Linked DNA regions of Homo sapiens: region 2 is linked to region 1. Evidence: read pairs that join two places in POLR2A ChIA-PET (ENCODE). Cell type or tissue: K562. All regions are shown on one strand. Links, peaks and the distances in the headings refer to the core of each region. The heading gives the core; the rest is flanking DNA. Region 1 overlaps MYLIP (myosin regulatory light chain interacting protein). Region 2 has its middle 12 kb from the start of LINC02543.

Region 1 (5,389 bases), core at 116-5,115:
TTGAAGAATATTGCCACAAACGAAGTCTTCTTAGTTTAATTACTGCTTATGTAAAAGTGGCCTTTTTTTTTTTTTTTGAGATGGAGTCTTGCTCTGTCGCCCAGGCTGGAGTGCTATGGCACGATCTGGGCTCACTGCAAGCTCCGCCTCCTGGGTTCAAGCGATTCTCCTGCCTCGGCCTCCCGATAGCTACATTAGACCATGCCTGTCTAATTTTTGTATTTTTATTAGAGACGGGGTTTCACCGTGTTAGCCAGGATGGTCTCAATCTCCTGACCTCATGATCTGCCTGCCTCGGCCTCCCAAAGTGCTGGGATTACAGGCAAAAGTGGCTTTTAACTTATTTTTCAGGTGTAAAGTTAGAGACTAGTTCCTGCTTTATTAGATAGTAAGAAGAGTTTTGAATCAATTCCGTGTCTTTTTGCAACCTATCCATGCCTACACTTCCGGAGAGACAGTGGCCAAAATCAAAGGCAAAGAAGCAGTAACAGAATGTAAACAGGTGGCAGGCAGCCTGAGAGCACCACTGATCCTTCTCAGCATATGGGCCAGAATTTAAGAAAAGATCTAGCAAGGGCGATGATTGACCTTTTCGACATACTCCACATTCTAGCCTGGAGTGCAGAGGATGCCTGGTAAGCATGAAAAATCCTTCTCCTTACTGTCAACATCAGCTTTCTGATAGTCCCTTCCTGCATTTTGCAGTTTCATGGCTATAAAGCAACCTTTTCATTTCAAGCCAATAAATATTTGTCTTGCACCGCCTCTGTGCCCAGCCCTAAGCTGGGGTTTTAGGGTAAACATGTCTGAGAGTTCCTTTTTAGATGGACTTACAGCCTTTTACAATAAAGGGACATATCCCATCAAAATAACTCCAGCCACAATCTAGCTTTTGGGTGACAAGTTTATGCTCTCCAGGAGAACAGTACAACAGAGTACTAGTAGCAAAGATCAGCACTCTAATAGGCTCTTTCCAAGACAGAGGATAGCAGAGCTCAGAGACATGTTTCCAACAAGAACTTCAGTGATGGCTCAATATTTATGGGTGGTTTTGAATCAAGTATTTTCTCTTAGTATTTTCCCCTCAAACCATCTGGATTGTAACTATCTGGCTCCTGGGTTTTGCCCCCTCCTTTTTTTTTTTGTAAAGTAGGCAAAATGTTACCAATAATATCAAAACAAGCAGATGTGGTCAAATAAGTTATGCCTGCAGTGAATGCTTTTGCACTAAAGATCAAAAGTAGATGACATATTCAATTCAATAGAGGCTACATCCTAGAATCACAAACAGAAAGAAAGCCTTTGGAAAAAAACTGTTTTCTCTGTCTTAAGGAAATGTCCATGAATACATCCTATGAGCATAAATAAGCTCAAACTGCACCTTTTAAACATTCTTCGGGTTATACCTTCTAATTCATGACTCTTCTTTAAGTTTTACCCAGTTACTAAGAAAACTGATATTTTCAATATATGGATCACATTTTGGGGCCCAAGGCGTAACATTCTGGCTAAACTCATGTCCTGGCATCGTGGGCACAGATGAATTAACATTTACTGAGCATTATAGATTTTTTTTTTAATGGAGTGAATATAAGGATATGCCAAATTTTAATTTTAAAAATGAATCACATATTCTTACTATATTTTTCTTTCAAAGTACTTCAAATTTTCTCTCTTTTAAAAATTAATTCCTTCTTACAATGTTAAGGAATGAAGTTAGATCATTTATCTTTTAAGAGTTGTAATCAGAGAACTTTCCTCTAAACACAGGCTTGTCTCATAAAGCAATTATCTAGGAATCAAAGCAGAACTTCCTGCAAACCAATTGGAAGTTGTTCATCTGCTCATCATAGAGGGTTCCTCTCAGTTACTGCCCTCCAGTTACCTCACCAGTTACACCATTTTTAAGAGCTTTTAATGACAAATGTAAAATAACTATATCCAGATTCATTATTGAACTCAAAATTTAAGAACTAACCTACATCTTTAAAACAGCTAAGCAGCTATTTTTTTCAAATTCTCAATTACCAATAATTGAATTGTATTTCTCCTGGAGAGCCATGACTGACTCTAGCCATAGTGAGTAATGGCTGGTTCTGCTCTCACCTTGTCAGAACCCACGGTGATCATCAGCCAGCCTGCCTCAGTCCAATGAGTCACTTAACCACAGTTTATTTTAAAACAAACTTTGACTGCCAAGTTATATTTAAAAGCTATCAAATCACAACAGAATTGCTATGAGAGTTTTCTGTTTTGTATCTTTAATTTCAGTAAAACACAAATCAGTTCAAGATGGATCACGGGTCTAAATGTAAAAGCTAAAACCGTAACGCTTTAGAAACAAAACTTAAGAGTATCTTCATGACTTCCAGGTAGCAAAGGTTTCTCAGGACATAGCAAAAACCACAAAAGAAGAAAGTGGATAAATTAGGCTTCACCAAAATTAAAAACTTCTACTCATAAAAGGCATCAGAAAAACAGGTAAGCCACAGGAGGAAATACATTTACAAAACATGTATCTGACAAAGGACTGGTATCTAGGGTACATGAAGAATTTGTACAACTCAAAAATAAAAGCAAACAACAAAAATGAGTAAATGACTTGGACACTTTGAAAAAGATACATGAAAGGCCAATAAACACATGAACAAGTGTTTAATATGAATTGTCAGAGAAATGCAAATTAAAACCACAACACTCTACCACTACACACCCACCAGAAAGCTGGCAGGGATGTGGAGGAACTAGACTCTTACATTCTTGCTGGGAGTACAGAATAGCACAGTTGCCAAATAGCTTTGGGAAAAGGTCCGGCAGTTAGTTATAAAATGAAATGATTACTTACTCCATGACCCAGCTATTCCACTCTTAGGTATTTATTTATTCAAGAGAAATGAAAATATGTGTCTACAAAAAAAAGGTACATACTAGAATGTTTATGGCAGCTTTATTCATAATAGCTGGAAAACAGGTGTTCATTATTAGGAGTACGGATAAACAAACACTAGATTCATTCAATGGAATACTATCCAGCAATATAAAAGAACCAACCACTGATATATAGGACAATATGGATGGATCTCAAAAAATCTGTGATGAACAAAAGAAGCCAGATATCAAAGAGTGCATACCACAAGATTCCATATAGATAAGGCCGCACAGGCATAGCTCATCTCTGGTAGAAGAACACATGACAGAGGTGTGGTGTGCGGTGGGTGGGGGTGGGAAAGAAGGGGAGGGGTTGACTGCAGAAGGGCTTCAGGGAACTTTCTGGAGTGATGATAATGTTCTAAATTTTGATAGCAGTTTTATTTAAACAAGCACAGCTGTTTGTCAAAAATCATTAAATGGTATAATTAGGATTTATGTAAATTTTACATCAAAAGAAAAAACTGCAAACATTGAGTTCTAGTTAATGTTATGCATGCTGAAGTATTTACGGGGAAACATACTTATATACAACTTATTTTGAAATGCATCTAAAAATAAGACAGATTGATGGGTGGATAGAGGACTGATAAATGGATGAATATGTAATAAAGCATGTAGAGTAAACTATTAATATTAGAATTTAGTATATATAGTATATACTTAGTATACATACTATAGAGTAGAATATATAGTGTACATGTACACTATATAGAATATATACTGTATATATACACTATATAGAATATATAGCATACATATATATATATATATATATATAGATATATGTATACACACACATATAATGTGTGTATATATACATAGGTGTTCCCTGTAAAAAATCTCCAATTTTCCTGTCTGTTTGAAAATTTTCATAAGTTAAGGAAGTAATACTAGTAAAAATCCCTTAGGGTCAAGGATTCAAGTAACTAGCCATATCTAACGTGAACCACCACATCTATCTACTTCATGGAGGGCTTGCCACTGAGAAACTTGTCACAGCCAAATAATTACCAAGTTAGGTCTCTATGTAGGCTTAAGGAGATCCTTTTCAAAGCCCAAAGTACAAAATGAGAATCACTGATGAAAGTGTTCCTGCTCTAAAGCAGTTAAAAGATGTGGAGGGCAGCAGCTGGGAAAATTTCCAACTTCAAAAGTGATCACAACCCACACCAGAAGAACACTTCTAATTGAAAGCAGAAAATCTGCACTTCTAAAAAAATGTGCTTATTCACTCACAGTAGATCCCCATCCTAGGCAAACACCAATCTAGGCAGCCCTGAAATCTGAAAATGTTAACTACAATCTCTTTCCCAACAATATAGATCAGCCAAGGAGTGCTTTTTGGTACATTCATTCCATGAGGCCAGGAAGGTTCAGGAATTTTCAGACCTCATCATCTTTTTAACTGCCTTCACATTCTGAGTTACTTGCTAGGTCCTGCTGCTGGTACAGAAGAGGGCTGGGAACAGGCCACAGTGGGACACCATTCAGAGGAAACACACCTAGTGTCCCTACAGCTGCTCAACACTGGTCACCTTGAGTCTGACCCTAGGTGCCTTCTAAATGCTCAGATTTAATTTTACATGTCGTTTTAAAAACCTTCCTTGAATATTTCATACAAATATATAAGTACCAGAAATTCAAAAAGGGCCTAAAGATACCCAGACAGGCGTTCCTTGGCTGAAATAAACACATATAATAACACAAACATCCTATAGCCTTAACAAAAGAAAAAATTATATCAGAAATTTAAAATTTGATTAAATACTTTCTTTGGAAATAACCACATGCCTGCTTTTACTGTTTTTACTTTCCAGGGCCTATTTTGTGTTTGGGCATGCAATCTTTCCCAGATTTCCACATGTCTAAAAGTGATTTTTGTTGGAAGACAGGGAAATACTTAGTTAATATGTACTTAGGACTATAAATGGGTTGCAGTTAAAGTGATGCTATAACTTGAAAACTATCTGACTTTCATAGACGGCCCAGATAAGTGGTAGTTTCTTTTAGGAAAGAACTAATAGCCACAATAAACACATGGTCTAGGATGGTGTAGAGGGGGTGAAAGAAAGGAAGCAAAAGAATGTGAGGAAGCTCTAAGTTAAGTTCAAACAGAAAATAATCACTACAAAACATTTTTGAAATGGTGAGATTTCTTTTAGATACTCTCAACTTTTCAGTTTATAAAAGCAAAGTGAAAAACATCTCAAAATCTATTAGGAAAGCTTATATTAGTAGTTATCAGTTAACCCCATTTTTGTTTACTTCCAAGTTCTTAATTCTATGATTCAACAAATATGCAACAGACACTTATTAGACTCTGGGGATACAATGTTGATAAGCTCCCTGTTTAATGGAGTTTAGGTTATTAGAGTGACTGATAATAAACAAATTACCACGTAAGTATATGTAGTATTATAAGCTCATTAAATGCTATAAAGGAAAGATACATGATGTC
Region 2 (5,389 bases), core at 105-5,104, 130 kb after region 1:
CCCAGAGTGTGATGTTCCCCTTCCTGTGTCCATGTGATCTCATTGTTCAATTCCCACCTATGAGTGAGAATATGCAGTGTTTGGTTTTTTGTTCTTGCGATAATTTACTGAGAATGATGATTTCCAATTTCATCCATGTCCCTACAAAGGACATGAACTCATCATTTGTTATGGCTGCATAGTATTCCATGGTGTATATGTGCCACATTTTCTTAATCCAGTCTATCATTGTTGGACATTTGGGTTGGTTCCAAGTCTTTGCTATAGTGAATAGTGCCTCAACAAACATACGTGTGCATGTGTCTTTATAGCAGCATGATTTATAGTCCTTTGGGTATATACCCAGTAATGGGATGGCTGGGTCAAATGGTATTTCTAGTTCTAGATCCCTGAGGAATCGCCACACTGACTTCCACAATGGTTGAACTAGTTTACAGTCCCACCAACGGTGTAAAAGTGTTCCTATTTCTCCACATCCTCTCCAGCACCTGTTGTTTCCTGACTTTTAATTAAATAGCAGAGTTAGTTTAAAGCTCCTGAGTCCAGAGTTTCCTTTCATTCATCATGATAGTATTTGGTCTATAGTAAGCTCCTAGTAAATTCAAGTTGTTAGCTTTATAACCTCATCCTTGATCTTTTTCCCCAATCCACTCCTTCCTCTTCAAACACTGACCTTAGGAAAATTGACTTCAAACTCAAAAGGGGCTAGAAGACAGAGCACTGAGATTTCATTCATTTCTAAGAACGGGTTAGGTGCTCCTCCCCTCCCATGTGCACAGGCTTCAGCCTTTCTTCTTAAGCTTCAAGTCAGCTCAACAAGTGGTTGTTGTCCACCCTCTGTGTACTTGGAACTGTATTAGGCTAATCTACAGCTTCTCAGGTGATTACAAAAAATCTATGATGCTGCCAGTTATTAAGCAGCTTCAAAGTCTATCTGTAATTACTCCCTTAGGGGCTGGTATGCAGTGTTTCCATAAACTCATGTTCTTACCACTGGTTTCTAGGCCCTTACATATGCATTACTGCCACATCGCTGATCAACTTGTTCTCTCTTTGGTTGCAGAATAGAAAGCATGAACCACTGGGAATAGACATTGACAGCTTATACAGTCATCTCCACAATGGAGTAAAGAAGAACCTGCAACGTATATACAATACACATATACACTAATTAAAGAAAATTTGCAAAATATAACCCAACCTCATGAATCAACAGAAATGACAGCAGATTCAGAGGAGCCTGAGACAGTCTTTCACACTACAGTGAAGCAGTTACATTAAGTTTGTTCTTCTGCAGCCTATTCTGAAAATCAAATATATATCAAAAGTTAAGGATTTAGCTTAAAACTCACACAGCAAATAAATCATAATGCATGCCTGGAATTCATTTCTTTAACTTCTCCTGTTGTGGTTAGTGATTGCGGAGGTGGTCAGATAGGGATTAACTTCACCAAATATTTGGCAATACTTTTGCACAGTGAGGTGAACTAAGGATACAACTTTAATTTGGGTGTCAGAGTCCTTTGTGGACTTTATAAGCCCTTTAAAGTTGTCTAAATATCAGCATCATTTGCATGGGTACAAACTAGGATCAACTGTAGAAGGGAAAAGAACATTAGATTTCTTCTTGATAGGTTTCTGAAAGCACTTATTGAATTTATGCATGCTGCAGCCTCCTAGTTTATATGCACTGAAGAGTGTGATGGGATGGGTGCAGGGGGATCGTGTACAACTGCCCATTTGTATGAGGCATTTGGAAATCCAGGACTGCCTCTTTTGTGTTTGTTCCCCTTTTTGTGGACACATAATTCATCTTTTGCATGTTGATGCAAATGGGAGTTTGGTGGCTGCTCCTGTATAATAGATAAGATGGTGATTGGCAGAAATAGAACAGTGGGGACTATGGGTCTCAGCGGAGGAGAAGATTGTTGGGGAAAATAGGAAAACATGAACCTAACGAAAAAGGTATCAGAGGAAATGACAAATGCAGCCAAGACAAAAACCATAGTGGTATTACAGTAGTTAATAGATGTTAAAATAACCGATAGACTGGCATTTAGTTAAAGATAAAGCAGAGGAGTGTCTTCTGGAGCTTGAAGCTGGCTGGGGACCTAAAAGGGAGAAGAATTGAGAGGAAATAACTAAAAATGCAGGAGAGAAGCAGTAACTCAAGATGTAAGGGGCAGGAATATGTGTGGGGAGAGGGTGATTAGATGTGGACAAATTCTTTCAAGAAAATGTCATCAGGAACTGGGAGCAAGAAAAGGTACCTAGTCAGCTGGAACCATCTGACCAGCATGAGCCAGACTTACGTATGTCTGGGTTACAAGACGGAGCTAAGTGTTTCTCATCACAGTTCCTACCAAGGTGAGCATGAGTGAAGCTTGGCAGGACAGGAAATATGTGCTGGTCCGCCCTGGTTTCAGGGATGTGATGAAGAATAGTGTAGTCCCCTGCCCATCAAGGACTCAGAGAGTGGTAGGGGTGACATATATATGTAAATAACCACAATAGATGGTAAATACTACAATAAATTTGTATACAAAGGGTTATGCCAACCTCTTGAGGTACCAAGTACCTTTCTAATTTCTAGTACTCTTCCTCTTTCCAAAGAAGAAAAGACTGCATGTTAGACTTTTCCAATTAAAGGGAAACTCATCCAACTCACACTCTTCCTACCCACATTCATACTTCAGTGTTTTTCTTTTCCTCTTTTTTTTTTTTTTTTTGAGACGGAGTCTCTCTCTGTCACCCAGGCTGGGGTGCAGTGGCACGTTGTCGGCTCACAGCAAGCTCCGCCTCCTGGGTTCACGCCATTCTCCTGCCTCAGCCTCCCGAGCAGCTGGGACTACAGGTGCCCACCACCATGCTAGGCTAATTTTTTGTATTTTTAGTAGAGATGGGGTTTCACTGTGCTAGCCAGGATGGTCTCGATCTCCGCCCGCCTTGGCCTCCCAAAGTGCTGGGATTACAGGCGTGAGCCACCACGCCCGACTTTAGTGCTTTTCATTTGAAATTGTGGCATCAAAGAGCTCTTATTTTTTCAAAGGAGCTTTAGCCATTTGCTAATAAGTAGGAAAGGCTGGGAAAAAGAAACAGTATCAGTGGGGCTCCAGGACATCTTCACAACCCTACTGTTGGTAGTCAGCCAACATTCAATCCACCCCCTTCTTTGTTGGCAGAGTTCCAAAGTTGCTTTGGAACCTATTCCTCCCTGATGTGACTCAAGGGAGTCACCAGCTCCAGCCTAGCTCCGGCAGTCAATTCTTATCCATCTGAGCCAGCCATGATGGTCCTGCTCTTGCCCATGGCTTGTTTAGGACTGACCTTGCAGTCTATTGTGACCAAAGAGTTCTGGCAGAAAGTCTGCTGGGTGACTTCTGGGAAAGCTTTCCTCACTCCTAAAAGAGGCACACATGAAGACGGTTTCTTCTTCCTCTGGATGTGGTTGTGTTTGTTGTGATACACAGAGAGGCAGTAGACACCTTCAACCGTGGGGAGAGCCAGCCCGAGGACAAGGATGACACATGAAGGTTGGCAGAATAGAGTTTGGATCCTGGATTACATTTTTTGAACCAATGAATTTAGCAATCTTGGACATTTTCTTTTGTGTAATACGAAATTTCCTTATACCTTAAGCCACTTTCAGTTGGTTTTGTTTCTGTTTCTTGCAGCCAAAAGCATTTGACTGTGACACATGCTGGAAGTGTCTCTGAAGACTATTCTATTTCAGTAACACAAGAGCCTGGCAAGGTTGGATAGGAGGCATGGCTGTTTCCTCCTCTTCCCACTCAAGATTATTCCCCTGGTTCTTGAAAGTGGTTGTAGGTTTATTCTTTGACCCATGCCAAAGATTGTTGTTTAGGCTTTTGCAGTGAAATCCTGGAAACAAGAACCAACTTTCTTGAGCACTTTCTTCTCACAGCCTTATTTCTCATTAAGTCCAACCCTTCACTTTCCATCTACCTGGAACTGCTAGACACAAAAGAGCCAGGGCTCATATCTACTGTGCTCCTCCTATCGCCTCCTGAGTCAGGGATCTCTCTCTCTCTCTCTCATCTCCGCCACAGTATGGTACTAAGATAAGAGCACACTTCCCCACACAGAGTCTGCCACCAGCCAGACCACTCAGGAAAAGAGGAGGGGAAATACATGCATATGCCTTAAAATCACATGAAAAACAGGGGAGGGATGGGGGCATGTGGGAGAGACCCGACAGGGTGAGAATGAATGGAATTGAGAGTCAGGAAGGTTGTAAACAAAAGGCCAGAGTATGTGGGTTACGTTTCTACACTTTCATTCATGCACACAGGTGGTTGAAACGATTAAACTGTATTAGGAAAAATGGACAATCTTTTCCTAATTTTAGGTACTGAAGGACTAACCAAATAAGAGAATCTTTTAATGGGGCCGGGTACAGTGGCTCATGCCTGTATTTTCAGCACTTTGGGAGGCTGTGGTGGGTGGATCACCTGAGGTCAGGAGTTTGAGACCAGCCTGGCCAATATGGCGAAACCCCATCTCTACTAAAAATACAAAAGTAAGCCAGGCATGGTGGCACACACCTATAATCCCCGCTACTTGGGTGGCTGAGGCAGAAGAATTGCTTGAACCCGGGAGGTGGAGGTTGCAGTGAGTCGAGATCCTGCCACTGCACTCCAGCCTGGGCAAAGAGCAAGACTGTCTCCAAAAAAAGAAAAACCTTTTATAGGGTTGCATAAAAGTAATTCAAATTATAATAATTCATGTAAAGAACATGTCATTTGTGCCTAATTACAGTGCCAAATTATAACAACTAGGCATAGATTAAATATGGCATACATTTTATTTGTTTTCCTGTGTCCCCAGCCTTCCTAGGGTCACTCCGGATCACTGTCATCAGCTAATGTAGTACACGGTATTGACTGACAACTTTACAGAGTTGAAGAGGCCACTGCTTATAATCTACCTACATGTTTCCTGGCATTTCTAGTGTTCCTTCATAATCTATTGTGGAACTTGTTTCAGTGTTCCACCCATATTACCTTTACAGATATGAAATTTCAACAATTTAATCTTTGTTATGCCTAATATTCTTTCCTACTGCTTCAAAGGATACCCACTCTTTATTTGGCAATCACTTAAATGACATTTCCTAAAGACCAGGCATTTTTCCCCCATGTGCTTTGCAAATACAAATTCATGTCATCTTTATAACAGCCCTGTGAAATCGTGTGGCAGACACTATTGCCCATCCATGTGCCCTCAGTCCACTTCCTGATTACACCTGCAGTCACAGTGGACAGTTTGACATGGAATGACAGTGAGGAACATGCGTGCACAGGTAAACATCCCAGTTCCCTGTCCTGTACAATACTGTGAAGGTCCTCAACATGATGGTGCCTCCATT

What was found. Peaks named below come from ENCODE experiments on the same cell type or tissue, not always from the same donor. Only the 100,000 strongest peaks of a DNase experiment are listed, where the experiment ranks them.
Region 2: POLR2A ChIA-PET joins it to region 1 with 6 read pairs; 5 of 35 experiments call an interaction of 5 or more read pairs at or near these places.

The regions. Positions count from the first base shown.
Region 1 is chr6:16,134,076-16,139,464 of GRCh38, reverse strand. The region is part of intron 2 of MYLIP (myosin regulatory light chain interacting protein); the gene reads right to left. Among named protein-coding and RNA genes, the nearest start is that of MIR4639, 4.8 kb to the left of the region's middle. In K562, for the core only: no CTCF peak of the experiment used is centred there; a DNase peak (open chromatin) is centred at 3,202.
Region 2 is chr6:16,003,798-16,009,186 of GRCh38, reverse strand. No RefSeq gene overlaps it. Among named protein-coding and RNA genes, the nearest start is that of LINC02543, 12 kb to the right of the region's middle. In K562, for the core only: no CTCF peak of the experiment used is centred there; DNase peaks (open chromatin) are centred at 1,861, 3,186 and 4,066; H3K4me3 peaks cover 173 bases.